Regions from separate parts of the Homo sapiens genome. Here region 1 is linked to region 2. Evidence: chromatin loops called from intact Hi-C (ENCODE). Cell type or tissue: gastrocnemius medialis. All regions are shown on one strand. Links, peaks and the distances in the headings refer to the core of each region. The heading gives the core; the rest is flanking DNA.

Region 1 (15,231 bases), core at 5,031-10,030, 98 kb before region 2:
ATTGCACAACAGTGTTTTTCTTAAGCATCATCATTTTCTCAACATTTATTAGCTGGCATTCTCGCCTCCTTTCTTCCCTTCCCCAACTTTTTAAATCACTTTGAAAGCATGGCTTTTGCTTTGCAAAAAAAACTATCATTTTTATACAACCATACAAACAACATTTTCATGATCAACTTGCCTCAAATTTGACTAGTGAGGGTTCGTAAGGTCAACTCTATATTATTCTTATTTTAGAGACAGGGCCTGGCTCTGTTGTCCAGGCTGGAGTGCAGTGTCATGGTCATAGCTCACTACTGCCTCAAACTCCTATGCTCAAGCCATCCTCCCACCTCGGCCCCCTGAATAGCTAGGACTTAAGGCGCACGCCACCACACCTGGCTAATTTTTAAATTTCTTTTGTAGAGGCAGGGTCTCACTATGTGGCCCAGACTGGTCTCGAACTCCTGGTCTCAAGATATCCTCCCGCCTTGTCCTCCCAAAGTGCCGTTATTACAGGTGTGAGCTGCCATGCCTGGCCTATTTTCAAACTTTTTTTTTTAAATTTAAATGTCTTTTTTTTCTTTTTTTTTTTTAATGTGACTACTCCAACTAACTCACCTCTGTAGAACTTATTGCTGTCATCCAACTGGAGCAGCTGTGATTATTCCCCATGGGAAAAGTCGCATCATCATTCCTAAGTACAGCCATAATGAAAACTGCATTCTGCATTATATATGTTAAATAAAAGAAAGCTGTATTATATATATATATATATATATAATAAATGAAAGCTGTATTCTGTGTTATATATATTACATATGTATTCTGCATTATATATATATTATTTTTAATTGTCACAACTCTGTACATAAGTACTCTTACTACATATCACAAATGAGAAATTTGAAGCTTAAAATAACATATGGGATGGGCTGGGTGCAGTGGCCTATGCCCATAATCCCAGCACTTTGGGAGGCTGAGGCGGGTGGATCACCTGAGGTCAGGAGTTCGAGACCAGCCTGGCCAACATGATGAAACCCCATCTCTACTAAAAATACAAAAATTAGCCGGGTGTGGTGACACATGCCTGTAATCCCAGCTACTTGGAAGGCTGAGGCAGGATAATTGCTTGAACCTGGGAGGCGGAGGTTGCAGTGAGCCAAGATCACGCCACTGAACTCCAGCCTGGGTGACAGAGTGAGACTCTGTCTCAAATAAATAAATAAATAAATAAATAAATAAATAAATAAATAAATAAAATAAAATGAGATAAAAGGAAAAGCATGGATTTTGGAAACTGATGGTTTGCATCCTGGCTCTATTACCTATTAGGTATGTGATTTGGGGCCTTGGTTTGTTTATCTGTACCATGGTGATGATGATATTTGCCTCACAGATTTAAGCCTAGCAACTTATCTGACCTAGAGTCAGTGTTATTACTTCTTGTCTTTCCATATCCTGATGATAAGCTATAGCTTTTAGCTCATGTTGGATAAATCGCAGTGCTACAGAGTCTACCAGCAATTAATTAGGAGTTGGTCTATCTCATTAATTCAAAGTATGTTCATTAGGAATTAAAGAGAAGTTGACCTAAGTTTCAGCTAAAGTTTACCTTTAAATATCTTTGGGGAGAAAAGACAGTTGGCTAATCAGTTTATTAAAATAAATGATATTGTGGAAGGGAGATCATCTCTATTCAACTTAAAAGAACAACTTTTGGGAAGATCTTTGGCATTGCACATGCACCATAGGAAGCTCATTTAGAAATCAATCTTCAAAATAGATTCCAAGTTTGTTTACCTGAATACAGCTTGTTAATTCATTCCACAAAGAGCATGAGTGCCCATTATGTTCCATGCAATGTTCTAGGCACCTGGGATACATCAGAGAATGAAACAACAGCCCTGCCCTTGCTTACCCTTTAGTTGGGAGAGATAGGTGAAAAACAAATTTGCAAATTTACATAGAGTATTAGAAGTAGGTAAGTGATAATGAGAAAAATAAAGCAGGGTTGTACAGAGGATTGCAATTTCATTTTTATTTATTTACTGTTTGAGACGGAATTTCACTCTTGTTGCCCAGGCTTGGAGTGCAATGGTGCGATCTCGGCTCACTGCAACCTCTACCTCCCGGATTCAAGAGAGTCTCCTGCCTCAGCCTCCCAAGTAGCTGGGATTACAGGCACCTGCCACCATATCTGGCTAATTTTGTATTTTTAGTAGAGATGAGGTTTCACCATGTTGGTCAGGCTGGTCTTGAACTCCTGACCTCAAGTAATCCACCTGCCTTGGCCTCCCAAAGTGCTGGAATTACAGGTGCAACCCACCGCACCTGGCCAAGAATTGCAATTTTAAATAGCATTGTCATCATTTAAAAGACAATATTTGGGCAAAGAATAGAAAGAGGTAAGGAAATTGGTCATGTGTTCCCCTAGAAGAACAACAAACAAAAAGGCCCTTGGTCAGAAGTGTGCTTGGCCTGCTGGAGGTGCAGCAATGAGGCCAATGTGGCTGGAATGTAGTGAATGGGGGGAAATATTTTATTTACCTAACAAACACTTAAATAGCCCTTACTAGTAGCATTATTTGAAGCACATGAAAGATATTAACTAATTCTCCCAGCAAGTCTATGAAGTAGATACTGATTTTACCTTTTCCAGATGAGGAAACTGAGGTACAGGAAAGTTAAATAACTGCCCCCAAATGACACAGCAATCAAGTGATAGAGCTAGGATTGGAACTCAGGTGGTCTGTCTCTAGTGATGCATGCTGTTAAACACTAAAGTATGCTGTGCTGCTTCCTGGTAGTAAGAGATAAGAAACAAGTGGGTACTAGATCCTGTAGCTTATTAAAGTCCATTGGTAAGGATTTGCGGTTGGGGTTGTTTTTTCATTTTTTGTAGAGATGAGGTCTCGCTATGTTGGCCAGGCTGGTCTCAAACTCCTGGCCTCAAGGGATCCTCCCGCCTTGGTCTCCCAAAGTGCTGGGACCACAGGCGTGAGCCACCACACCTGGCTACTTGTAGGTTTTAATAACCATCCTTCCCCACTTCCTGCAAGTGTCATCATGTCTGCCACACCCATAAACCCCCTTCTAGGTTTCTAATAGACAGGACACCAAATTACGTAACAATTTATTCTGCCATTCCAAACAAAGCCATTTAGGCCAGGGGTGGGGACACCTGATCTAGGGCATCAGACCTATGCTCATGAGATGGTTTGTCAAGAAGGCTTTGATAGCCGGGCATGATGGACATGCCTGTAATACCAGCACTTTGGGAGGCTGAGGTGGAAGGATTGCCTGAGCCCAGGAGTTCAAGACTAGCCTGGGCAACACAGTGAGACCCCCATTTACTTCTACTTTAAAAAAATAATTTTTTTTTTTAAAAGAAGGCTCTGCCTAACCACCTGCACTTGATGGTGAACAGCCAAACTAGGCAGATTCTTTTGTTGAGTTGAATATGAAATACAAAGAGAGAGTCAGCAGTTAGAAATGGGCAGAAACTAAAAGATACACAGAGAGAAGGAAGAAAGCTGAGGTCATGTGGCAGCAAAAAGCATGCAGCAATAGAAGCTGTGAGATGAGAAAAGAATAGAAAGTACTGAACAGCAAGGGCAGTGGAGAGTCACAATACTAGCAGATAATTAGAGTGCAAAGCAACAGATACTGACTACTGAAGGGCCCACAAGATAACCCAGTTGCTAGGGCGGCACTGTGTGCTGAATCACCTTCCCACTCCTCGTTGCCAGAGTGTGGCAGAGAAGGACATGGGGCTTGTATTAGTCTTAAGCTTAGACTGAGGTAACCTGAGTATATCTCTCCGTTCTGAAAATTAAATTTTTGCTTCTTGGAATCTCTATCACTCAAGATCATGGCACAAAACTGAAGGCACATTGCGCTGGGATTTTGAAAATCATTTGATGAAATTGATATTTACAAGGATGTAGGGAGGGTGGTGGGAACTTAAGCGGATACTGAGGCACCCAAGGTCGAGTAGCAGTAGAAGTCCAGGCCTGAAGAGAAACAGTTTATCAGAGTCCAGAAAGAGCTAGAACTGTGAAGGGGCATACCTAATGCCAAACCCATGGCGCTAAAGCAGGGAGGAAAGGAGAAGAAATATCTCAACCTCTTTTGCCTCCTACCCTCTGATACTTGCTGATGCCTGCCATTGGACAAACCCAACAGTAAGCCAGAGGGCACTGGCTCCCAGGGGACGAAATCTGTGGGGTAACATCCTTGTCGGGAACAGAGTGTGGCAGAGAAGGACATGGGGCTTGTATTAATCCACTGTCACACTGCTATAATTTAAAGATACTACTGGAACCTGGGCAATTTATAAAGGAAAGAGGTTTAATTGACTCACCGTTCCACATGGCTGGGGAGGCCTCAGGAAACTTACAATCATGGCAGAAGGCAAAGGGGAAACAAGGACCTTCTTCACATGGCGTCAGGAGAGAGAAAAGTAAGAAGCAAAGGGGGAAGAGCCCCTTATAAAACCATCAGATCTCATGAGAACTCACTCACTATCACGAGAACAGCATGGGGGGAACCTCCCCCATGATCCAATCACCTCCCACTGGTCTTTCCCTAAACATGTGGGGATTATGGGGATTAAAATTCAAGATGAGATTTGGGTGGGGACACAAAGCCTAACCATATCAGGGCTATAATGGGTTGAATGATATTCTCCTCCCCCTCCCCCGCCAACAAAACATGCCCACAGCCGAATCTCTGGAACCTGGGAATATTACATTACATGGCAAAATATGTGATTAAGTTCAGGAGGACCTTATCCTGAGAGGAGGACCTTATCCTAGATCACTGTGGTAGGCCCTAAATGCAATCACATGTATCCTTATAAGAGAGAAGCAGAAACTTTAAGAGATAAAAGGAGGAGGCAATGTGACCTCAGAGGAGTGGCCACAAGCCAAGGAAGGCCTGGGGCCCCCAGACGCTGGAAGAAGCAAGGAGAAGATTCTCCCCCAGAGCTTTCAGGAGTGTGGCCTTGCCAACACTTGATTTCAGACTTCTGTCCTCCGGAACTGTGAGAAAATAAAATTCTGTTGTTTTAACCTATCCAGTTTGTAGTAATTTGTTACGGCAGTCACAGAAAACCAGGACAGGAGCCAGATGGAGAATAACCAGCACAAAACCTGTTCATCTCAGATGGGACAGGAGGATATACCTGATCACTTTAGCTGGACATTCTTTTGCCTGCCTTTTATATTCCCTTTGGTACTTTTTGTTTTGTTTTGAGACAGGGTTTCATTTCACTCTGTTACCCAGATTGGAGTGCAATGGCACGATTGTGGCTCACTGCAGCCTCAATCTTTAGGGCTCAATCGATCCTCCCATCTCAGCCTCCCAAGAAGCTGGGCCACAGGTGTGCACCACTACTTCCAGCTAATTTTTTTAAAAGTATATATGGGGCCTTGTTATGTTTCCCAGGCTGGTCTCAAACTCCTGGCCTCAAGCCATCCACCCATCTTGGCCTTCCAAAGTGCTGGGATTACAGGTGTGAGCCACCGTGCCTGGCCCATTGGGGCTCCTTTTGGGACCACTCATATGCCTCAAACTATATGCTCCTGAGTTGTAGTTCTTTTGTTATATAAATATTGTTTTATCCAAATAAGATTATGACATTCTTATTCGAAACAAGAACCTTGTCTTGTACATCTTTGTAGCCCATAAAAATCTTAGCACAGTACTTTAAACAGAGTGGACATTCTGTAATTGGTAAATGAGAAAGAAACCTTCCATTTGTCCATCTGTAAATGGAAAATAACAATTTCTACTGACTTGCCTCTCAGAGATAATGATGGCAGTGCTTCCTGGAAACAATTTTTTGTACCTGTAACAGAATGATATATCTGAAACACCCATTCCTACTGAGGCAATTCCTTGGGGGAGGAAAAAAAAACAAAGCTACATTTACTTTTAGCATGTCCTCCATTCCACGTGCAGATGAAACTGCTTGCAGATCACCCCACAAAGGAAAAGGCAGGGGATAATTAAGAAAATATAAGAGCTGAGGACTGATATCTTCTTAGGAACTTTGATTCATTCAATAAACATTTATCAAAGAACTACTATGTTAAAATATAGTCCATTGGCCAGGCGCAGTGGCTCACACCTGTAATCCCAGCACTTTGAGAGGCCAAGGCAGACAGATCACTTGAGATCAGGAGTTCGAGACCAGCCTGGCCAACATGGTGAAACCCTGTCTCTACTAAAAATACAAAATTAGTCCGGCGTGATAACGCATGCCTGTAATCCCAGCTCCTTGGGAGGTGGAGGCACGAGAATCGCTTGAACCCGGGAGACGAAGGTTGCAGTGAGACGGCGCCACTGCACTCCAGCCTGGGCGACAGAGTGAAACTGTGTCTCAAAAAAAAAAAAAAAAGTCCATAGATGCTGAGGAAACACACGCAGAGAATAAGGCATGATCCCAAGTCAGTAATTGTCACGCAATATGATGAATGGTTTTTATAAGAGCAAAATGCTATGGGGCCAGAAAAAAGGGAATGACTAACTATTGATGGGAGTTTCACCAAAAAAACTCACAATCAAGCTGGTCTCTTAAGACTGCATCAGGCAGAGGTGAAGTCAAGGGCATTCCAGGACCAAGAGAAACAGCTTTGCCTGAGCTGTTGCCAAGCAAACCACACCCTCAGCTCAGCCCTATTGTATCTACAGAGGCCTATTTTTATTCTTTATCCTCATCGCTACTTTTTAAGAGAAGAAAAGAATGCTGACTTCTTCCCTAATTTGCATCCATGTATTTTATATGCCAAAGAAAGGTGATTGTCAGGAGGGAAAATAGAAGTTGACTTTCGGCAAGTCCAATTACGACAGGTCCTCACATCCATCTGATAATAAGTTAACATGGAAACGCTTACCTTTGCTGAGCTTCTACCTCATTTCGGAAAATTGGGTTAGGCTATCCTGTGAATGCAGTACCAGGGGGAAAGTGGACAAGGTATGAGCGCATCCCGTGTCTCATTGCCCCACACCAGGAGGTTCATCTTTGGCAAACACTCCTTGAATGGGAATTATGGCTGAGGCCCTTTTTCCTCCCCTAGGCTGACCTTCACATCACTCCTCAGGGAACAACTCTGCCTAGGGCACCGCCCAGCTTCCCTCCCAGGCCAGCCCTGCTAGGCCTCTGAGACCAGAGCCGTGCTGCTTATGAGTGGAAGAAAGGAGAAAAAACTCTTAGGACAGCAGCCAGGAGAGAATGAAAGACTGGCCAAACCCACCAAGGAGCAAACGGTTCCCCATCCTCACCCTGCAGCTTCTGCTGGAAAAGCGGGGAGGCTGGGGAACCGGAATCTCAGCCTCAGAGTACGCATCACTTATCCTTGTTTTCTCAAGAAGCCTCTACCTTCCAGGCCCTGCCAGGAAGCTGGCAGCATTTTCCTGAAGCAGTAATAACAAGGACAGAGCGTTCTAGCCTGCTGGAGCCTGCTGGCTGGTCACTCTTTCCACTGCCTTTTGTTTTCATGCATCATTCCCCTCACTTGCTTCTCAGATTCCTCAGGGCTTTGAAAAAGCCACAAATGCTCCACACAGTGACACCACCCAGCGGGCTGGCAGACATAGCTGACAGGCACCTTGCCCTAAGCGACCGCACGTATGCAAGCCCTGACAGCTGATACCCAGCCACACACCTGGTGAGAGGGAAGGCAGCACTTAGAAAGGGCCCACCCTATTCACGTAGCTGGCAAAGGTAGGGCTTTAGATCAACTACAGCCCAGTGCACTGGTAAATCACAGACCGCTTTTTTATTCAAAGTGTATCTGTATGTTGGACAGTGGTACTTCCCCACCCTTTCCTCAAACATCTAAATCCAGCCAACATAGATGCTACCAACAGAGCACCAGAGTAACCTCAGCGTGACAATCCACATATCAATATATTAGATCATATACACATGCATACTTGGAGCAGACTTAACTTTATTTGTGTTTTAGAACCACCTGTAGCCTATTTCAAACCACACTCCAGAGTGAACCTATCAGAATCTATGAAAATAGGGCTTAGATATGTGTATTTTTAAAAAACTTGACAGCGTTGGTTAGAATGTGGGACAAGACAAATTCTTGTATATCATTGATGAGATATATAACAATTGGTTCAGCTGCTGTGGACAGTAAGCTGGAAGGCAATCTAGTCAAGTCGGAAGTGCGCATATCCTATTCCCTAGCAATTTTTGTTCTAGATATATTCCCTAGAACTCTCACACATGTGTTCAAGGAGACGTACACCAGGGCATGATTTACATCATGATTTGGAATAGCAAAAAACTGGCCATAACAAATATCCACCCACAGGAGAATAGATTCTAGAACATTTACACAATGGAGCACTACATTGCAGTATTATATAATATAATGTTATGTTATATAGAATGGATTAGCTCTACAAGTACCACAGATAAATCTCCAAATCACAATGTTGAGAAAAAAAGCTACAGAAAAAAATATGTACACTATTTACATACAGGTTTAAACATGCAAAACTTGCCTATTGTGTAGTAAAACTATAAAAACATGTGGGAAGGACACTCACAGTCTTCAACAGATTGGTTACCTCTGGAGAGAGTTGAAATGAAAGGGCCTTCTCGGCCGGGCACAATGGCACACGCCTGTTATCCCAGCATTTTTGGGAGGCCAAGATGCGCAGACAGCTTCAGCCCAGGAGTTCTAGACCAGCCTGAGCAACATCATGAAACCCTGTTTCTACAAAAAATACAAAAATTAGCCAGCTGTGGTGGTGCATGCCTGTAGTCCCAGCTACTCGGGAGGCTGAGGTGGGAGGATCACCTGAGCCCAGGAGGTCAAGGCTGCAGTGAGCTGTGAGTGCACCAGTGTACTCCAGCCTGTTTTGGGCAACAGAGTGAGATGCTGTCTCAAAAAAAAAAAAAAAGAGAAGAAAGAAAGCAGTAAAGAGAGAGAGAGGAAGGAAGGAAGGAAGGAAGGAAGGAAGGAAGGAAGGAAGGAAGGAAGGAAGGAGGGGAAGGGAAGGGAAGGAGGGAGGGAGGGAGGGAGGGAGGGAAGGGCCTTCTCTTGTAACTAGAAGGTTTTATCATGGCAAGCCGTTATTATTTATTAAATCTGGATAATGAGTCCATATCCCACAGGTAACTCTGAGGGTCATGGCCATCGACAGCGGAAGGATCTTTTGAGATTCTTAGATTCTCAGTTACAGAAAATAAAAGTTTGATCTGTATAATGAGCCATCCCCATAAACATAAATGACACTGAAGAGCCCTCTCAGTAACGTATGCAGATTGAGATGCTGTTCATGAACGGAGGAGCTGTTGCACAGGCCCAATTCCCCTCCCTTACTAGGTGCCCGTGTGACCTGCTGGCCTTGTGAGCATCCTAAACAGAGTCAGAGCTGCAGTGGAATGAAGATGAGGATTGGTCCACGTGTGGAAATCATGACTATAGTCATATCCAGAAATTTCCAAACCTGGCTGAAAATCAGATAAAACTTTTAATGCAGTTGTCCATGCCCCACCATCTGAGAATATGATACAATAGGTCTGACATGAGACTCTGGAATCTGTATATTTAAAAGGCTTGCCAAGAGATTCTGATGATCGCCAGGTTTGAGAAATGATAACCAACCATGGTTATATTCTATTAATGTTTTCAAAGAAGATGGGTAGGAAGAGAAAAGGGAGAAAAGGAAATAAGAAAATTAAAGAAGGAAGGGGAGAAAGAAGGAAGGGAAGGAGGTGAGCCTTCGAACCCAGCTCAGATCCCTCCTCCTCTATTTCTCCTAGACCTCTATAGCCTCCACGTCCCTCCTCATCCCCTGAACTTGCTAGATCTCTAATCATCTGGTAACATTCATTTGGCAATTATGTACTTCCCTGTATGTTGCTGTCAAGGGCTACTGTTTAATCAATAAGTTTATGTCTTACTTTTTGAATTAGGCTATAAGCTTCTTCAGGACAAAGACCATGTTTTCTTCATCTTTCTTTTTTTTTTTTTTTTTTTTGAGACGGAGTTTCACTCTTGTTGCCCAGGCTGGAGTGCAATGGCACTATCTCGGCTCACCACAACCTCCGCCTCCCGGGTTCAAGCGATTCTCCTGCCTCAGCCTCCCAAGTAGCTGGGATTACAGGCATGCGCCACCATGCCCAGCTAATTTTGTATTTTTAGTAGAGATGAAGTTTCTCCATGTTGGTCAGGCTGGTCTCAAACTCCCAAACTCAGGTAATCCACCCGCCTTGGCCTCCCAAAGTGCTGGGATTACAGGCATGAGCCACCATGCCCAGCCCATCTTTTTATTTCTAGTGTCTAACATGATGCCTCCCACAGAGTAAGCAGTAAAGCACCATGATAAGAGTATAAGATAAAACAGGCTCAGAAATGTGGCAGTGGCTGGGCATGGTGGCTGTAATCCCAGCACTCTGGGAGGCTGAGGTGGGAGGACGCTTGAGGCCAGGAGTTCAAGGCCAGCCTGGGCAACATAGTGAGACCCCCATCTTTGCAAAAAATTTAGAAATTAGCTGAGTGTGCATGTGTAGTCCTAGCCACTCACAAGACTGAGATGGGATGATTGCTGAGCTCACAAGTTGGAGGTTGCAGTGAGCTATGATCATGCCACTGCGCTCCACCCTGGGTGACAGAGCAAGACTGTAAACAAAAAAAAAAAGAAAAGAAATATGGCAGGATACAAGATCAATAAACAAAAATCAATTGTATTTCTATACACTAGCAATGAATAATCCTGAAAAATGAAATCCAATGCAATCTCCATCAAAATCCCAACTTTTTTTTTATTTTACAGAAATTGACAAGCTGATCATGCTATTCACATGGAAATACAACCCAAAATAGCCAAAACAATCTTGAAGAGGAAGAACAAAGTTGGAAGAGGCATAGTTCCTGATTTCAAAACCTACCAGAAAACTACAGTAATCACGACATAAGGCATAAGGATACACATATAGATGAATGGAATAGACTTGAGAGACTAAAAATAAACCCTCACATTGGTATTGAATTGAATTTCTGAAGAGTGCCAAGACAATTCGATAGGGAAAGAACCGTTTTTTCAACAAATGTTGCTGGGACAACTGGATACCTGTAAAAAAATGAAGTTGAACTCTCAACACTATACAAAAAAAAAAAAGAATAACTCAAAATGGATCATAGGCCTAAATGCATGAATTAAAACTATAAAACTCCTATCAGAAAACAAGAGTAAATGTTCATGACCTTGGATTTGGCAATAGTTTCTTGGATGTCGCCAAAGCAGAAGTAACAAAAGAAAAAAATAGATAAATTGAACTTCAAAAGTAAAATCTTTTGTTCTTCAAGTAACACCATCAAGAAAGTGAAAAGACAGTCCACAGGACAGGAAAAAATCTTTGCAAATCATGTATCTGACAAGGGACTCATATCCAGAATATTTTTAAAACCCTACTACTACTCAAGAATAAAAAGACAAATGACTCAATTAAAACATGGACAAAGACAGCCTGGTCAACATAGTGAAACCCTGTCTCTACTAAAAATACAAAAAATTAGCTGGGTGTGGTGGTGTTAGCCCATAATCCCAGCTACTCTGGAGGCTGAGGCACAAGAATTGCATTAACCCGGAAGGTGGAGGTTGCTGTGAGCCAAGATTGTGCCACTGCACTCCAGCCTGGGTGACAGGGTGAGACTCTTTCCCAAAAAAGAAAAAAAAAATTAAAAGAAAAAAAAAACATGGATGAATAATTTAAATAAACATTCTGCCACAGAATATATACCAATGGCCATTATGCACATGAAAAGATACTTAACATTATTCGTCATTCAGGAAATGCAAGTCAAAATCACAGTGAGACATCTCTTCACACCACAAGGATGGCTATAATAACAAGAACAAGTGTTGGTAAGGATCTGGAGAAACTGGAACCCTCATCTATTGCTTGTGAGCATGTGAAATGGTGGCACCACTTTGGAAAACAGTTTGGCAGTTCCTCAAAATGCTGAACATACGGTTACCAAATTACTCAGGAATTCTACTCCTAGCCATATATATACCAAGAGAAATGAAAACGTATGTCCACATGGAAACCTGTACGTGAATGCTCATAGCAGCATTATTTATAGTGGCCTAACGTGAAAACAATCCATGTCCATGAACTGAGGAATGGGTAAACAAAATGTGGTATAGCCATACAATGGAATCTTTTCAGCCAGAAAAAAGTAATAATTACTGATGATAGATGCTACAACATGGATGAACCTGGAAAACAAGTGAAGGAACCCTGTCTCAAAAGACTATATATTGTATGAATCCATTTATACCAAATGTCCAGAATAGGCAAATCCATAGAGACAGCAAGTAGATTAGTGGTTGCCTGGGGTTGGAGTGGGCTTGAGGGTGGGGAATGGGAACAAGGAATGGCTGCTGATGGGTATAGGGGTCTTTTGGGGGATGTTGAAAAGGCTGTAAAATTAGATAGTTGTGATGGTTGCACAATAGTATTAATACAGTAAAAAAACCATTGAACTATATACTTTATTTTTGTTATTATTATTTTTGAGACAGGGTCTTGCTCTGTCACCTAGGCTGGAATGCAGAGGTGCAATCATGGTTCACTGCAGTCTCCACCTTGCCAGGCTCAGGTGATCTTCCCACCTCCACCTCCCGAGTAGCTGGGACAACAGGTGTGCACCACCACACAGCTAACTTTTTTATTTTTTGTAAAGATTGGGTTTCTCTTTGTTGCCCAGGCTGGTCTTGAAGTCCTGGCCTCAAGTGATCCTCCTGACTCAGCCTCCCAAAGTGTTGGGATTACCAGTGTTAGCCACCACACCTGGACCAAACTTTACACTTTAAATGGGCAACTTTTTTTATGGTATGTGAAATAGATCTCACTAAAGCTGTAAAAGAAATAAAAATATGACCCAGTTTTGAATTCTAGTTCAATTACTGTTGCTGATCATACCAAGCTCATTCTCTCTCAGGATCTTTGCATTTGCAAAGATGCATGTCATGAGATCATTACCTCAAAACGTTGCACTACTGGCTTCACATAATTTAGGTCTTCTGAATCTCTTATCCAGTGTTGCACAATCTCCCCCTACTCCTGTCAGTCATGTCAATTACCCTATTTTAGTTTTCTCATAGCTTTAATCATTACTGAAATCCTCTTGTTTCTTAATTTACTAGTTTCCTATCTGCCTCTCCCACTAGAATAAAAGCTTCATGAGAATAGTCTTAGTCACAGCTCTAGCCTCATGTCTGAAACAGTGTCTGGCACACAGTAAACACTCAGTAATATATGTTGGATGTTGGATGAATGAAAGGTGGCTAACCTCCAAGTTTCACTTAATCTCTCTCAATCTTCATTTCCTAGCTACAAAGTGGCATTATAATAAAAATTACATTTAGTCCAGAGGATTGGTTTAAGAATTGAATAACAGTGCATGCAAAAACATACCTCATAGGCCAGGCACAATGGCTCAGGCCTGTAATTCAGCACTTTGGGAGGCTGAGGTGGGAGGATCTCTTGAGGCCAGGAGTTCGAGACCAGCCTGGGCAACGTAGTAAGACCCTGTCTCTACAAAAAACTAAATTTTAAAAATTAGCTGGGCATGGTTGGTGCATGCCTGTAGTCCTAGCTACTGGGGAGGCTGAGCTGGGAGGACTGCTTGAGGCCAGGAGTTCGAGGCTGCAGTGAGCTATGATCTCAACAGAATGACACCCTGTCTCTTAAAAAAAAAAAGTTCATAGTAGACATTCAATAAATGTTAATAATAATTATTGTTACTATTAATACCACAACTACTACTCTCTAGTTAAAATGCTCCAGATGAGGATAATGAGCACCTAAACTAAGTATTATCAATGGAAAAAGAATGCCTGGGTCCCATCTTCAAAGCTGGACAAGCTTTGCATTCAAGGGCCTTAGAATATGGCCCCTCCTTAAACTAAATAATAATAGTTATAGTTATTATTGGATCACCTGGATTATAAAGAAGAGAAAACAATAAAAAATAAATAAGGTGGCCAGGCACAGTGGCTCATACCTGTAATCCCAGCATTTTGGAAGGCCGAGGTGGGCAGATCGCTTGAGCTCATGAGTTCCAGACCAGCCTGGGCAACATGGCAAAACCCTGTCTCTACAAAAAATACAAAAATTAGCCAGGCGTGGTGTGCCTGTAGTCCCAGCTATTCAGGGGGCTGAGGTGGGAGATTGGCTTGAGTCCAGGAGGCAGAGGTTGCAGTGAGCTGAGATCACGCCACTGTATGCCAGTTTGCTCAATAGAGCCAGACCTTGTCTCAAAAATAAAATAAATAAAATAAAATAAAGGAGGAAAAGGAGGGGAAAAGAGAGAAAGACTAAAGAAAATTGCCCTAAAAAGAAGAGAAAAGGAGAGAATGGGCAGATCTTACATCTATTGATCATAATCCATTAACTTTTTTCCTTTACTTTTGTTGATATATAAAAGGTGTACATATTGGGAGGGTACATGTGATAATACATTCATATAATTTGTAAAGATCAAATCAGTGTAACTGGGATATCCATCACCTTAAATATTTGTCTTTTAAAGAAGAAAAGACAAATATTTAAATGCTAGAGACATTTAAATTATCCTCTTCTAGCCGTTTTGAAATGCACAATTGGCTAGGCACCATGGCTCACGCCTGTAGTCCCAGCACTTTGGGAGGCTGAGGTGGGTGGATCGCTTGAGGTCAAGAGTTTGAGACCAGCCTGGCCAACACGGTGAAACCTGTCTCTACTAAAAATACAAAAAGGCCGGGTGTGGTGGCTCACACCTGTAATCCTAGTACTTTGGGAGGCCGAGGCAGGTGGATCACCTGAGGTCAGGAGTTTGAGACCAGCTTGGCCAACATGGTGAAACCCCGTCTCTACTAAAAATACAAAAATTAGCAGGGCATGGTGGTGGGCGCTGGTAATCCTAGCTACTCAGGAGGCTGAGGCAGGAGAATCGCTTGAACCCAGGAGGCGGAGGTTGCAATGAGCCAAGATTGTGCCATTGAACTCCAGCCTGGGCAACAAGAGCAAAACTCCAACTCAAAAAAAAAAAAATGCACAATTGATTGTTGTAAACTATAGTTTACAATACAGATCATCCTACTGATCTATCAAACATTAGGTTTTCTTTCTTCTAACTGTATATTTGTACATTAATCAACCTCTGTTCACCGTTCCCTTCCCCTTCCATTAACTTCTTATCCACTTATTAAATATTACACAAGAATTTA
Region 2 (15,231 bases), core at 3,461-8,460:
CAAACTGATCGCCTTACATAAGTAATCAGAAAGACTGTTTCATTGCTGAATCATACCTTGACTCCACAGTGAAGATTTTTGCAAGGGAAAATATTAACCAATTTCTGGAGGTCCAAATCCCTAAACAATTCTGTAAGCCATTTAAATTTTGTAACTGTTATATGGAAGTTAGCATATTAGAATACTCATTTACTTCCAATATATATTTTAATACTTTTTATTATATACTCAAATTAATTCTATGCTTGTTACACTGATTTCAACATCACATTTTCATAATATCCCTCTCCTTTTCTTCATATGCTCCTGTGTGTACTTTGGGTAGTAGTAACCACCCATCCAAAACTCAAGTGAATGGAAGACAAAAAACATAGGACAAATGTTGCTTTAAAAATATACACAGCAGGCCGGGCACAGTGGCTCATGCCTGTAATCTCAGCACTTTGGGAGGCTGAGGCAGGTGGATCACGAGGTCAGGAGTTCGAGACCAGCCTGGCCAACCCGGTGAAACCCCATCTGTACTAAAAATACAAAAATTAGCAGGGCGTGGTGGTGGGTGCCTGTAGTCCCAGCTACTCAGGAGGCTGAGGCAGGAGAATTGTTTGAAACCTGGAGGTGGAGGTTGCAGTGAGCTAAGATCGTGCCATTGCACTCCAGCCTGGGCGACAGGGTGAGACTCCATCTCAAAAAATATATATAATATATATATTTATATATATGTAAATATTTATATTTATATGTGTATATATTATATATATTTATATATTGTATATTTATATATTTTATATATTTATATATTGTATATATTTTATATATTTATATATTGTATATATTATATATTTTATATATTTATATATTGTATATATTATATTTTATATATTTATATATTGTATATATTATATTTTATATATTTATATATTGTATATATTATATTTTATATATTTATATATTGTATATATTATATATTTTATATATTTATATATTGTATATATTATATTTTATATATTTATATATTGTATATATTTTATATATTTATATATTGTATATATTATATTTTATATATTTTTATATATTATACATAAGTATATATGTATATATACGTATATATATTTTTATATATATACGTATATATATAATATATATATACATATATATATAATATATATGTATATATATAATATATATATACATGTATACATATACACACACACATACACACACAGCAGGCTGGGCGCGGTGGCTCATACCTATAATCCTAGCACTTTGAGAGGCCGAGGCAGGCAGATTGCCTGAGCTTAGGAGTTCAAGACCACCCTGGGCAACATGGTGAAAACCCATCTCTACTACAATACAAAAAAAAAAAAATAGTCAGGCATGGTGGCAGCTGCCTGTAGTCCCAGCTACTTGAGAGGCTGAGGCATGAGAATTGCTTGAAGCTGGGAGGCGGAGGTTGCAGTGAGCCGAGATTGCACCACTGCACTCCAGCCTGGGAGATACAGCGAGACTCTGTCTCAAAAAAAAAAAAAAGGAAAAAAAAGGAAATATATACAGCAGATACATTACAGACCAATTGGAGGTAACACCCTGAAATGAAGATGCCACAGATTTTTATCTTTCTCTCTCCTTGTAAAATTGGTAACACGAAGGCAAGATAACTGTTAAGTAAATGGAAAATTCTTCAATTTCCTTTTTATTTTATCTCAATAAAAATGAGGCAGCTATTCTAGCTAGGGTGGAAGTAATTTATTCTCTGTACTCCTTCTCTCCTTCACATCATCCTGACCAACAGTCTTCCCTCAATATTTGGAGCTGGTTCATTGGTGTTTCACTCACACACCACAACACTGGAGAATCACTCAGAAATCAGGACCAACTTAGGAATCTTCGCCGGCTTGATGCAAGAGTTTCTCTGGAAAGGCATTGATTTCTAGAAGCCCCCAACTTGAATCTGCTGGAGTAAGCAGCCTTCTGGCAACTGCTTGCATTCCCACATCTCAAGAGATCCACTTTATCCAGACTTGCGTGGAGCATCTCTCCAGAAAACATCCAGTTCTACTTTTAGACCTTAGCTTTGTAATCTGAGCAAACAACCCCACGGGGGCTCACCTCCAGCTGCCCTTAGGCAGTGTTTTGCTACCCAAGGCGAGCTGACCTTATACTGATGAAGACCTGCTATCTATGGCCTAGCTAGTCACAGCGTGGTCCTCAGAAGGGCAGCATCAGCGTCACCTGGGAGCAGAGAGTCTCGGTCCTCACTCCAGGGCTATTGAATCAGAATCTGTAGCTCAACAAGGTTCCCAGGTGATTTGTATGCAGTTTTAGGATTAAATAGCAGTGGTCTAACAGACCTGCCTGAGTTGCTTTTTCCAGCAACAGAACTCCCCATGTCCTGGTCTGAAGTTGTTATCCATCCATTTTCCACTACCAGTCTCTACACAGATTTCTCTGCAGCGCTCCAGGGCAAGCTATCTCTATTTTGGATGAATTCCCAACCAGTGGGTCTTATAGCAATCTGCATTTCTATTATTTGGGTGGTCACACAAGTAGATAGCACAGCCTCCCACTAGCCTGAACCATACCCATTCCCCTCCAACTCATTTTGTTCTCCTTATTCCCACAGCTGTAGTGTTACAATGATCATAAATTATTGTTAAAGAAGAAAATTACCAAAAGAAAAAAAAATAGTCTCTATAAACCTGCATAGTTTAGAGCTAAAGAATATGTTAAAATTTTCCATCATGGAAATTTCCCAGCTACTGGGCTCTTTAGATTTTTTTTTTTTTTTCAGAGCTGCAAGCAAAGAATGGAAATTTCCAATTGCAGCATCGAGGGCTGCTGTTCTGCTGACTGTCTTGCTCAGCCGGGGTCATCTGCTTCTCTAAGACATCAAGGAATGCCAAGGTAGGTCTGAGAGAAAACACATACTTCCTCTGCAGGAAGGAAGGAATGTCTTTATGCTGCCTCCAACTTGTAATTAGGGGAGGGGCAGGAGAGGTGACATCCCCCTGCTCCATCCACCTGGATGTGGATTTTGTTGTTACCACCTATCAGCAGCTTATCCTACTTGACATCTTTCCAGTGGCAGCTGGCTGGCAGGTTTTTCGTTTTTTAAGAAATCCTTAAGGGGGTGGGGGATCCAGAGAGATGGAGGGAACCAACATTTTTGAGGTGTACTCTTCTAAGTAACCCACCAGGTATTTTATATATGTTATGTCATTTAACCTTGTCACACTTAGCCTTCATTACATTTAACCTTGTGACCCACCCAAGGTTAACTTCTGATTTTCTGCACTCAAATTTTGGAAGCATCATTTGTTCTTCCTAAGACAGCCCTATTGCCCCCAGCCCTCCTATAAACCAGTTATCTTCAAGCATCCTGAAGGTTTTGTTTCCACCTCCTCAATAACATCAACAGCTCCGTTCCTTTTTATTATATCTAAGTTGAAAGATATTTCCATTCACAGGTGGTCCTGATGTCTGAGTCAACGGGCGTCTAATAGTTCTCTAAATTCTGTCATGTACCTCCCCACTCACTACTGCTATTACTACAGAAGTATGGTGGCAGCTCCACGAAGTCTGAGTATAAAGGCACTGGCATCTTGCAAACAAAGCTAAGGACCCTGACTGGCTCTAGGCCTGAAAGAACATTCTCATACCTAGGCTGGGTGGGTTTGTCTGGGTGGTTTGGGAGTTTTGTGTTTTTTTTTTTGTTTGTTTTTTAATATAAAAAACTTCTAGGGGGATTCTGAAATACCGTAAGAAGCAAGAGCTATCTATGTTTACTCTCTTCTTACAGACAGCCATATCATACCAGGAAAAGAAATGCTAAGGAGGTCTTCTGACATCGCTGTTGCTATTTATACGTAACATCATTTATTGAGGCAAGTTTGGTAATAGTGAAGATTTTCTAGCAATAAATTTTAAAAAATCATTACATGGCTAGTAAGTTAAAAAAAATTCTCCCCTGTCTGTCATTTCAATCACATCCATATCCATAGGTAGTGATATGATCTTTGAATACAGTGACCAATTTTACCACCACCCAATGATAAAAGTGGAGGCAAATGGGAATCAGCCAGAATATTGTAGGTCTGTTTAGGGTTGAGCCTCAAAAGCTGATGTTTAGTTGAGTTATTGCTTACATCTGTGACAATGATTTTCCGTATCCCTTTAACCCATTAAAACTGAGTCTGATTCCCTGGTGAAATTCATCAAGTGGTATTTGAATATGGGTCTGGGTCTCATGTGATATGTACACATTTCCAACAGACTTCTTTCCACCCCTCCTCTGTATTTGTCATTAGCTAGAAGATAGTGGTCCTCTTAGCTGAAGACACTGATGATTCATATCTGTGGGTGGGGCTGAATAGACTGATGTATGATGACTCGTTCTTTCCGCTTTAGACCACAGAGATGACTTTTAAAATTTTGTGGTTGGAATACACGCTGTTTTAGATGATGATTGATTGTTTGTGATTTCAAACATGGCCTCAATTCTGTCCCTCCTGTTTCCCTGCCCCTTGCAATGTGACTTTGCAGCTCCTCCCATCAAGAGCTGGAGTCTGTTTCTACATTCCTTGAGTCTGGGCCTGCCTTTTGGCTGGCTTTGGCCACTAGAATGTAATTGAAATAATGGTGTTCCAGTTCCAAGCCTAAGCCTCAAGTGTGTGCTTCGGCTCTCCTCTGAAACCTGCCAGGGCTATGCGAACAAGTCCAGGCTAGCCGGCTGGAGGATGAGACATCCTGTGGAGTCAAGATGAGCCACTCCAGCTGAAGCCATTTTAGACCAGCCAGCTCCAAGCGAACATACCAGCTGATCACAAATGTGTGAGCAAGCCCACTGTGGTCAGCTGGGCCCAGCCCAGATCAGCAGAACCTCTCAGCCAATTCACAGACTCGAGAAATAGTAAATGGTAGCTGTTATATGCCATGCAATTTTAAGATGGTTTGTTATGAAGTAACAGGTAACTAATACAGGTGATCAATTATCTTCTTCCCCCCAACGCCCCCCATGGCTAGGAAGCTCAGAGCCAAATTCAAAAGCCAATCGTAGAAACTATGTTTATTTATTTATTCATGTTTATCACACACTTTATGGGTAACGTATGTGCAATCTTCTCTCTCCTTAATGGTGAATTTTTAAAATTCGATAACCTATTGTTTACCACATTGACTCTGAACCAACCCAATACCTTGTTTTAAATATTTAGGTGGTTGTTATTTATCAGATTAGAAGAGAAGAATCTAGAGTGAGGACTGGCAAACACTCACTTTCTTTTTCTTTTTTTTGAGACAGAGTCTCACTCTGTCACCCAGGCTGGGGTACAGTGGCACAATCTCAGCTCACTGCAACCTCCACCTCCTGGGTTCAAGCAATTTTCCTGCCTCAGCCTCCCAAGTAGCTGGGACTACAGGCATGCGCCACCATGCCTGGCTAGTTTTTTTGTGTGTACCTTTAGTAGAGACGGGGTTTCGCCATGTCAGTCAGAGTGGCCTCAAACTCCTGGACTCTGGTCTCGAAATCCTGGACTCAAGTGATCCTTCCATCTCAGCGTCCCAAAGTGCTGAGGTTACAGGCATGAGTCACCGCACCTGGCCTAGGATTGGCAAACACTTTCTGTAAAGGGCCAGCCAGTAAATATTTTAAGCTTTGCAGGCTGTATAGTCTCTGTCATAACTACCTAACTCTGCTGTTATAGCACTAAAGCAGCCATAGACAACCTGTATACAAATGAGCATGGCTGTATTCCAGTAAAACTTAATTACAGAAACAGGCGGTGGATCAGATTTGGCCCTCAGGCCATAGTTTGCTGACCTCTGCTCTAGAGCAATACGTTACTATGCAAAAACATCTTCACCTACACTACAGTCTCCTCAACTTTATTGTAATTTATCTCAGTTGTTTTGGAAAAAAAAAAAAAGACAAATGAAGTGAATTTACTTCCTCTAGCAGAGGACAAGAAGAGGCTGACTGTGCGGTAGGAAAGTATATAGCATTTGTACCAGAGCAAGTATGACACTGAACAAATCCTCTGGCCACTTCGTCCATGACTGCTTATTTAGTTCAATGCTGAAGGCCAGAATAACACAAGCAATGTCTCATTTGTTTTGTTTCATCCCACAGCTTCTAATCTCAAACACTCATTTAACAAATGCATGCTGGATGTCACAATAAGGATGGCGCTCCAGTCCTTCTTGCCTACTCGGAGTTCCCTGAATGTATTGTGCTATTTCACGCCTCTCTAACTCTGCACACAATGTTCCTTCTGCCTGGAACACACTTAGCCCTCTTCTCTTACTGGCTAACGCCTACACGCTGATCAAAACTAAGCTCAATGATACTGCCTCTTGGAAGACTTCCCTGAGTGCACTTCTACCTCCTCACCCTCAACCTTCAGCCCGCACACTCAATCTCAGCATTTATTCTACTAAACTCATAATTAAGATAGCTAATGCTTATATGGTACCAGACACTTACTATGGGCCAGGCACAGTTACATCCTGTCATTTCATTGAAGTTATTGGTATGCTTGCCTGTTTCCACAAGACAATCATACGTTCAGAAACATTTATTGAGTACTTTGCAACTGGCGTGCTAGGCAAAGTAAATAAAACAGTGACAGTAAAGTAATAAAACAGACCGTAAGCCCACTGAGGGAACCTACTGCATGTTATTTGTTTTTACCTCTCAACACCTAGCAGCGTCCAGAGCAGAGGTTTTGTTTTAATTTTTTTTTTTGACACAGGATCTAACTATCTCCCAGCCCAGAGGGCAGTGGCACGATCATGGTTCTCTGCAGCCGTGATCTCCTGGTCTCAAGCAATCCTCCCACGTTGGCCTCCTGAGCAGCTGGGGCTACAGGCGTGTGCTACCATGCCCAGCTCATTTTTAAAATTATTTTGTATAGAGACAGTATCTTGCTATGTTGCCCAGGCTGGTCTTGAACTCCTGGCCTCAAGCAATCTTCCCACTTCGGCCTCCCAAAGTGCTGGGATTACTGGCGTGAGCCACCCATACCTGGTCAGAACAGAGGCTGTTTGTTTGTTTGTTTTTGAGACGGAGTCTTATTCTGTCACCCAGGCTGGAGTGCAATGACATGATTTCGGCTCATTGCAACCTCCACCTTCCGGGTGCAAGGAATTCTCCTGTCTCAGTCTCCTGATAGCTGGGATTACAGGCGCGTGCCACTATGCCCAGCTAATTTTTGTTTTTTTTAGTGAAGACGGGGTTTCACCATGTTGGCCAGGATGGTCTCAATCTCTTGACCTCATGATCTGCCCACCTCAGCCTCCCAAAGTGCTGGGATTACAGGCCTGCACCACCACCCCCGGCCCACAGATGTTTTAAATTAATATTAGAAGAACAAATGAAAATACCACTTACATGGTACAAAATACGTGCTAGGCCATGTTCTAAGCTCTTTACATCTCTAAGCCTCAAAACAACTTTATGGGGTAGCTGGTATAATTATCACCATTTCACACACGGGAATTGAAGGCATGGAGAATTTTTAGGTAATTTTCCCAAGGTCATACGGCTAGTATGTGACAGAGCTGGTTCCAGAATCTATGTTCACAACCCCTGGATGAAATGAAAGCTTGAGTGACTCAGCATAAATCCATTTCTACTCCTGGGAAAGTAATTTTTTTATTTTTTATTTTTTTTTGAGATGGAATCTTGCTCTGTCGCCCAGGCTGGAGTGCAGTGGTGCGATCTCGGCTCACTGCTTCCCAGGTTCAAGCGATTCTCCAGCCTCAGCCTCCCGAGTAGCTGGGATTACAGGCATGTGCCACCGTGTCTGGCTAATTTTTTTTTTTTTTGTATTTTTAGTAGAGACGAGGTTTCACCATGTTGGTCAGGCTGGTCTCGAACTTCTGACCTCAGGTGATCTGCCCACCTTGGCCTCCTAAAGTGCTGGGATTACAGGTGTGAGCCACCGTGCCGGGCCCCTAGGGAAAGTAGTTTAAAAGATGCATCTTTGAGAACATAGGTTGTCCAGTGGTACCAGTCACGTGCTTAAGGTTAGGAGTCAGAGAATTGTGTTCGCAGCTGCTCTCAAGTGCTTGATGTAAGTGAGTGATATTGGTAGTGGCATTGACAGTTCCTGCAAGGTGCAGTCTTACATTTACAGAGCATTACGGTGCATTCTGAACTCTGATCTGATTTCTCCCACCACCCTCTCCTCCTCTCGGGTGGTATGCATCAATGCTCAGGGGCAACTCCAGCAGGGTTTCTGCCAGCATGTGTCTGCCGTGTTGACTCTTTCCTGATGGCAGGCAAGTTATACAGTAGATCCATCCGTGTTGGCCTATTCCCATGGACACTTCAGCAAATTAGCATTTTGGAGAAGACTACACAGAAACATCCATAATACTGGTGAACCTGGCTGGGTGTGTGCATCTTTAAAAAAGTATTGCTGGCCGGGCATGGTGGCTCATGCCTGTGATCCCAGCACTTTGGAGGCCAAGGCGGGCAGATCACCTGAGGTCAGGAGTTCGAGACTAGCCTGGCCAATGTGGTGAAACCCTGTCTCTACTAAAATTACAAAAAGATTAGCTGGATGTAGTGGCGGGCACCTGTAATCCCAGCTACTTGGGAGGCTGAGTCAGGTGAATTGCTTGAACCCGGGAGGCGGAGGTTGCAGTAAACCGAGACCACGCCATTGCACTCCAGCCTGGGCAACAAGAACGAAACTCCATCTCAAAAAAAAAAAGTATTACTGCCAGTCATTTATGGAAGGCTTTGGAAGTCCCCATGGGGCCTTGCAAGCAACATGCCACTCAGCAGGGAAGATAAAGACAGGGAGAGACAGTGACTGGCCTGCAGCTGTTTCTAAGGACAGGCTTGCTCTGCTGAAAAAAACAAAGAACAGATATTTGGAATAGAATTTTGCATCTGAAACAAATATGGATTTGGAGAATTTTAGGTTTGAGCATTAAGACATTAGAAAATAAAGCCAGGCACAGTGGTGCACACCTATAGTCACAGCTACTAGGGAGGCGGAGTTGGGAGGATTGCTTGAGCCCAGGAGTTTGACACTGTAGTCATGCCTGTGATCATGCCTGTGAATAGTCACATAGTGAGACCCTGTCTCTAAAAAAACTAAAAAAAGAAAGAAAAGTGATCACAGAGTCCCTGCAGACCCTTGAAGTCTATGGTCTCTCTGAGTAGAGAACAAATGTGTCCATTCTCCCACCTCAAGGCAGCTTAAAAAAAAAAAGTAACTCTTCTTCTTTACTCCGTTTGCAAACTAGATAACTAGGAGGAGGTGAACAGGCAATTTCCTCGGTGGCCTCCACTGATCGTTTAGAGGATGCAACAAGGTACCAGGGCCAGGACTGGTTCCCACAAGCTTCCTGTTCTCAGTCTGAGGCACAACAGAGGCTAAAAAGAATTCAAAGATTCAAGAATTGGCTCTTAGAAGCAACCATGTGTCACCAAAGAGCTGGGCAAGATAGTGCTTGTTGGCTTTTCTCCTAGTCAAGAATTAACCATGAGACTTCTCTAGGAAAACATTGATTGCCTGGCTGGAAAACTTCAGAAACATTGAGTTGACCACTATTCTCAGGCACCTGCACATACATTTTTCAGGCCATTGGGTACAATTTATAGCATCTTATTTTCCAGTGAAAATAATCTGTTACTATATTTGTAGCCTGTTTCATACGGTTTAACACTTAATAATTCTCTGTTGTTTTTATTACGAAAACTTGCATTCTCTCATCTAGAGCAGAATCTCCCTGAGGGCAAGATTTACGCCTTCCAATTTCTTTGGACTCCTCCACAGGACCAGACAGAGAATGAAGGAGTACAATAGTGGGTGATCAAGAGGGAATGATTACAGGACAGAGTATTTGGAGACCTGGGCAGTTCCAATGCTCCCCACCCCCGTCAAGCTGAGTATAGGTCCTCAGAAAGCACTTAAGTCTCAGAGTTGCCATTTCCTCATTTTCAGATTACCTCTCTTACCTTACCGGTTGTTGGGAGGATCAAATAAGATAATGTCTGTGAAAGTATTTTGTGAACCAAGATCTGCTAGCCACTGAAATGTAAGAAGTCATCAGAAGAGGCACTTAGTAAATATCTGATTGATTTTTAATGATAAGATATTGTCTTCCCCTTTCTCCTTTACATTCAGCTCCTTTGAGGGTGTTATTTTGCAGGATTTCACTTTATATGAGTAGCAAAACCACTCCACATCCACCTGATGCTGTGTGGTAGGTCCCCTAGTGCATTTCATCTCATAATTATCTTAAAATTTGATTGACATTTAAGCAAACCAACCAAAAAAGTCACAAGGTATGCCATGGTCACGTTGATCACATAGAATTTGTCAAGATCAATGCATGTGTAACCCACTGGCATTTCAGAGCCTTTCTTGTGCTGCTGCGTCAGCCCACTAAAATTATACCCTAGGCAAAGATTATGTATATTTCTGTACTCTAGTGCATAGTTCATACATGAGAGTGGCAGATCATTGCTCTAAGCCCAGGCCAGAGAAAAAGAACATTAAAATGTGGCAGTATAATGGGGAATTTCACAAAAAGGTGACACTATAAAACAGACTCTTAAAACAACTCATTTATTTGTAAGTCTTTATTCTCTATTTGTTCTTAGCAAAGAAGACAATCTCTCTATAGTAACAGAATTCTATATGACTCATTAGAGAAATCTTTCAAACATGGTTATTCCTTAAAATGCTTCTGGAAGATATAAGGTTTGGTCTTAGGGTTTCTTCTCACTCAACTGGAGGAAAAATAGAGATGCTAAAGGATAAGCTAAATTGTATATTCCAGGGATTTGTTTATGTAAACTCCTGATTCCTCATCTAGTTCTTTGGGCCCAAATAACGTGAAAGTAAAAATAATTAGAGAGTGACAGCTTGGCTGTGGTAAGCATTGTCTTCTCTTACTGAAGCTTTTCAATTCCAGTATTTTCAAACCCTATTCCTGAAAGCTATGGGAACCTGTTTTTCCCAAATTCAATCATACAGTGTCAACTGCAGGACTGGTATCCAGGTTTGAAGCATTTTGTCAACATATTGAATCCAGACCAGTTTTGAACTCTATTAACTCTATTGATGAACATATTTATGATGGGTTTTTTTTTGGAGATGGAGTTTCACTCTGTCACCCAGGCTGGAGTGCAGTGGTGCGATCTCGGCTCACTGCAGCCTCCCCGTCCCGGGTTCCAGCAATTCTCCTTCTTCAGCTTCCCGGGTAACTGGAATTACAGGCACGCACCACCACACCCAGTTAATTTTTGTATTTTTAATAGGGATGGGGGCCGGGTGTGGTGGCTCACGCCTGTAATCTTAGCACTTTGGGAGGCCAAGGCAGGTGGATCACTTGAGGTCAGTAGTCCGAGACCAGCCTGACCAATATGGTGAAATCTCGTCTCTACTAAAAATACAAAAATTAGCTGGGCGTGGTGGCTTGCGCCTATAGTCCCAGCTACTCAGGAGGCTGAGACAGGATAATTGCTTGAACCCAGGAGGTGGAGGGTGCAGTGAGCTGAGATCGTGCCACTGGACTCCAGCCTGGGTGACAGAACGAGACTCCATCTCAAAAAAAAAAAAAAAAATAGGGATGAGGTTTCACCATGTTGGCCAGGCTGGTCTCAAACTCCTGCCTCAGCCTCTCGAGTTATTGGGACTAAATGTGTGCGCCACCAAGTCCAGTTAATTTTTTTTCTTTTTGGTAGGGATGAAGTCTCCCTGTGTTGCCCAAGCTGGTCTCGAACACCTGGCTTCACTTGATCCTCCTGCCTTGGCCTCCCAAAATGCTGAGATTATAGGTGTGAGTCACTGCGCCTGGCCTGAAGCCTAATTTTTAATAGATGTTAGTAGCTAGTAACATTAAACTCATACTAAATACCAATACATTTTAATGTTTAAACCTGATAACATGTTTATGCATATATAGTTTTCTATAATAATTTTATTTTCATCAGATGCTTTTCTTTCTTATTCTCAAATTTCTCCCACTTCTTCTAGGGCTGATGTGAGGCTAAGCCTCTTTCATAATCAATACTGGAGGGAAAATACCTAAGAGGAGGAGGAAGTAGTGGATTTAACATTAATTATTATCATTATCTTCCTGTGACACCATGCTCTGCTCCCTTTGCCTGAAAAGTTGCAGGAAAATAATGGTGATGGGAAGGGGAAAACGTCCAACTGCAGAATTAATTATTTGTCAATTTACCCCCAAAATATATGGTGAGTGGCAGACATGTAAGGGTGTTGCTGTACTCTTGATATTGAGAGAGAGCACGAGGGACAGATATTATAACACAAATGTTTCAAGATGGAGAGTTTCTTGTACATAGAAAGTCATTTATGTATTGTATATTTTAATAAATATTTTTGTAGAGTACAAATAATTTTCTGTATGGAATTATTCTAAGATTTATGAAAATGTTTACCAGTTTGTAACCAAACCATTCCCAAAAGGGATCTAAAATAATAATTTTAAGAAAGAAATAAATTAGAATGACATTGAGTAAAAGTTATACAGCTTTCTTTTTCTTTCTTTTTTTTTTTTTTTGAGACCAAGTCTCACTCTGTCGCCCAGGCTGGAGTGCAGTGGTGGGATCTTGGCTCACTGCAACCTCCACCTCTCAGGTTCAAGTGATTCTCCTGCCTCGGTCTCCTGAGTAGCTGGGATTACAGGCACCTGCCACCACACCCGGCTAATTTTTGTATTTTTAGTAGAGACAGAGTTTCACCATGTTGGCCATGCTGGTCTCGAACTCCTGACCTCAGGTGATCCGCCCGCCTCGGCCTCCCAAAGTGCTGGGATTACAGGCGTGAGCCACTGCGCCCGGCCTTAAACAGCTTTCATAAAACATTGGTTTCTTCTTTTATATTGTTCCTCATGGTAAAAACAGCAACATTTCTACATAAATGGTAACATTTGCACCATTTGCTTCATTTTAGGATCTGTGATTGCTCTTGGGAACGAGTCCTGCTGTAGCGTGAAGGGGAAGGTATAATTTGGAGCCAGACACAAGAAAAAAGGTTTCTTTCAGAAGCAATATATTTATGTACATGTAAGAGTATCAGAAAAGGATTAATAATTTCACCAAGTAATCTAGAGCTACATTTCATATGTAAGTTCTTCACAGAGCTATGACAAACTTTGTAGAACTCAAGCCTTCCATGGAAAAAAGGTTATAAAAATTCTTTTGGCTGGGCATGGTGGCTCATGCCTGTAATCCTAACACTTCAAGAGGTTGAGGCAGGAGGATTACTTGAGACCAGGAGTTCAAACTGCTGTGAGCTATGGTTGTGCCACTGCACTCCAGCCTGGATGACAGAGCGAGACCTTGTCTCTAAAAAATAAAAAATAAATGTTAGAAATAACAGAATCGGCCAGGTGCAGTGGCTCATGCCTGTAATGCCAGCATTTTGGGAGGCCGAGGCAGGCGGATCACAAGGACAGGAGATCAAGACCACCCTGGCTAACACGGTGAAACCCCTTCTCTACTAAAAATACAAAAAATTAGCTGGGCATGGCAGCATGCACCTGTAGTCCCAGCTACTCGGGAGGCTGAGGCAGGAGAATTGCTTGAACCCAGGAGGTGGAGGTTGCAGTGAGCCGAGATCGCACCACTGCACTCCAGCCTGGTGACAGAGCAAGACCCTATCTCAAAACAACAACAACAAAATAATAATAATAATAATAATGTCTCTTTTAAAAAACAAATGCAATGGAGATAGCAAGCCACAAAGCGTATTACAGTATTAGTCATAATTATTTGCCTTGTCACTCTTGATAACTTATTTTGCATTCAGTAGAGTTAGAGAAGTGTATGGATGAATACTCATCATAATTCTTCTCCATGTGGACTTTAGAATTTTAGGATAACAGCTGACCTTCTTCCTTCAATAGGTAGACCCTTAAAGGAATCTAGGAAGTGCTGACCACACAGCACCTCCATCAAGACAGGGCTCATTTCCAGCCCTGCTTAAGGGAGTAGTGAGATATTTGTTGCAGTCTATGTGTGATGTTGAAGGAAGTGAGGAATATAATCTTCCTTAATTATTACATGGTGCCCATGACCTTATTTATTATTTCACTAGTAAAGAAATAAATTGTATTTCTTCTTCAACATATTCACAATGAATCTCTGAGATACAGGAATATGCTTATTCAGTCAAGAAAGGTATTTATTTATATAAGAGAAGCAAGTGCTTCAGAAGAAAACTTCCTACTTAACAACAGAAGAAAATACCTTCTTAAAATGATCAAGCCAGTAAGTCTAAGGAAAGGGAGGAAAGGAAACAATAATGAAGTATAATACACAGTAAAAATAAAATGGAAAGAATAAAAAAATATCAGTTACCACTAAAAATGTGGATGAGTTGAATCTCTGTGTCAAAAGGCAAACTTTTATATTGGGCCAAAACAAAATTAAGCTATGTCTAAGGAATTCACCTCTAAGAAAGTGACTATGAAAGTTTGCAAATAAATGACTGGGCAGATATATGTCAGGGAACTCCAAAAGCAGGAGTGTTTAACCTGAGAAAGCTGATTGCCAAAAATAACAACAAAAAAGGAAAAAAGCAAAACAAAATAAACAAAAGCAGGAGTGCCAATATGAGCAAATTCAAGGCCAGAAGCATTAAATAGGAACAAGAGTCTGGAACGATTGAACAGACTGTGGCAAAGATTGCTAGATGCTTACACAATGTCCATTCCTCTTCATCCTTGCTAACAAAACTTCAATTTAATTTGGAGCAGCAGTGTGTCCAGATTTTTTTTTAAGTTAATTTTTCCATCTCCTTTTGTACTTAGGGATAGACAATAAGTTGTAGGTGGCTCATGCCTGTAATCCCAGCACTTTGGGAGGCCGAGGCAGGTGGATCACCTGAGGTCAGGAGTTCAAGACCAGCCTGGCCAACGTGGCAAAACCCCGTCTCTACTAAAAATACAAAAAAAAAAAAAAAAAAAAAAAAAAAAAGCCGGGCATGTGGCAGGCGCCTGTAATCGCAGCTACTCAAGAGGCTGAGGCAGGAGAATCGCTTGAACCCAGAAGGCAGAGGCTGCAATGAGCCGAGATAACGCCATTGCACTTCAGCCTGGGTGACAAAAGCGAAACTCCGTCTCAAAAACCAAAAAACAGTAAGTTGTAAGCAGAAGTTAGTGGATGGGGCCTGCTGAAATCTAACTCACCTGGATTACTCATTTTTACTCTTTTTCCTCCTTCCTGTCTGGAATATGTATGTG

What was found. Hi-C counts contacts between places; a loop is a spot of excess contacts. Peaks named below come from ENCODE experiments on the same cell type or tissue, not always from the same donor. Only the 100,000 strongest peaks of a DNase experiment are listed, where the experiment ranks them.
Region 1: it touches region 2 in a loop (8-fold over the local background); 4 of 110 quality-filtered maps call a loop at or near these places.

The regions. Positions count from the first base shown.
Region 1 is chr7:131,277,112-131,292,342 of GRCh38, reverse strand. It overlaps a transcript of MKLN1 not described here. Among named protein-coding and RNA genes, the nearest start is that of MKLN1-AS, 43 kb to the left of the region's middle. In gastrocnemius medialis, for the core only: no CTCF peak of the experiment used is centred there; DNase peaks (open chromatin) are centred at 6,620, 7,082 and 7,472; H3K27ac peaks cover 3,849 bases.
Region 2 is chr7:131,178,014-131,193,244 of GRCh38, reverse strand. It overlaps a transcript of MKLN1 not described here. Among named protein-coding and RNA genes, the nearest start is that of LINC-PINT, 76 kb to the right of the region's middle. RefSeq lists enhancers at 4,278-4,327, 4,458-4,527, 4,141-4,641, 4,628-4,837, 3,832-5,031 and 2 more. In gastrocnemius medialis, for the core only: no CTCF peak of the experiment used is centred there; DNase peaks (open chromatin) are centred at 4,624, 5,554 and 6,184; H3K27ac peaks cover 5,000 bases.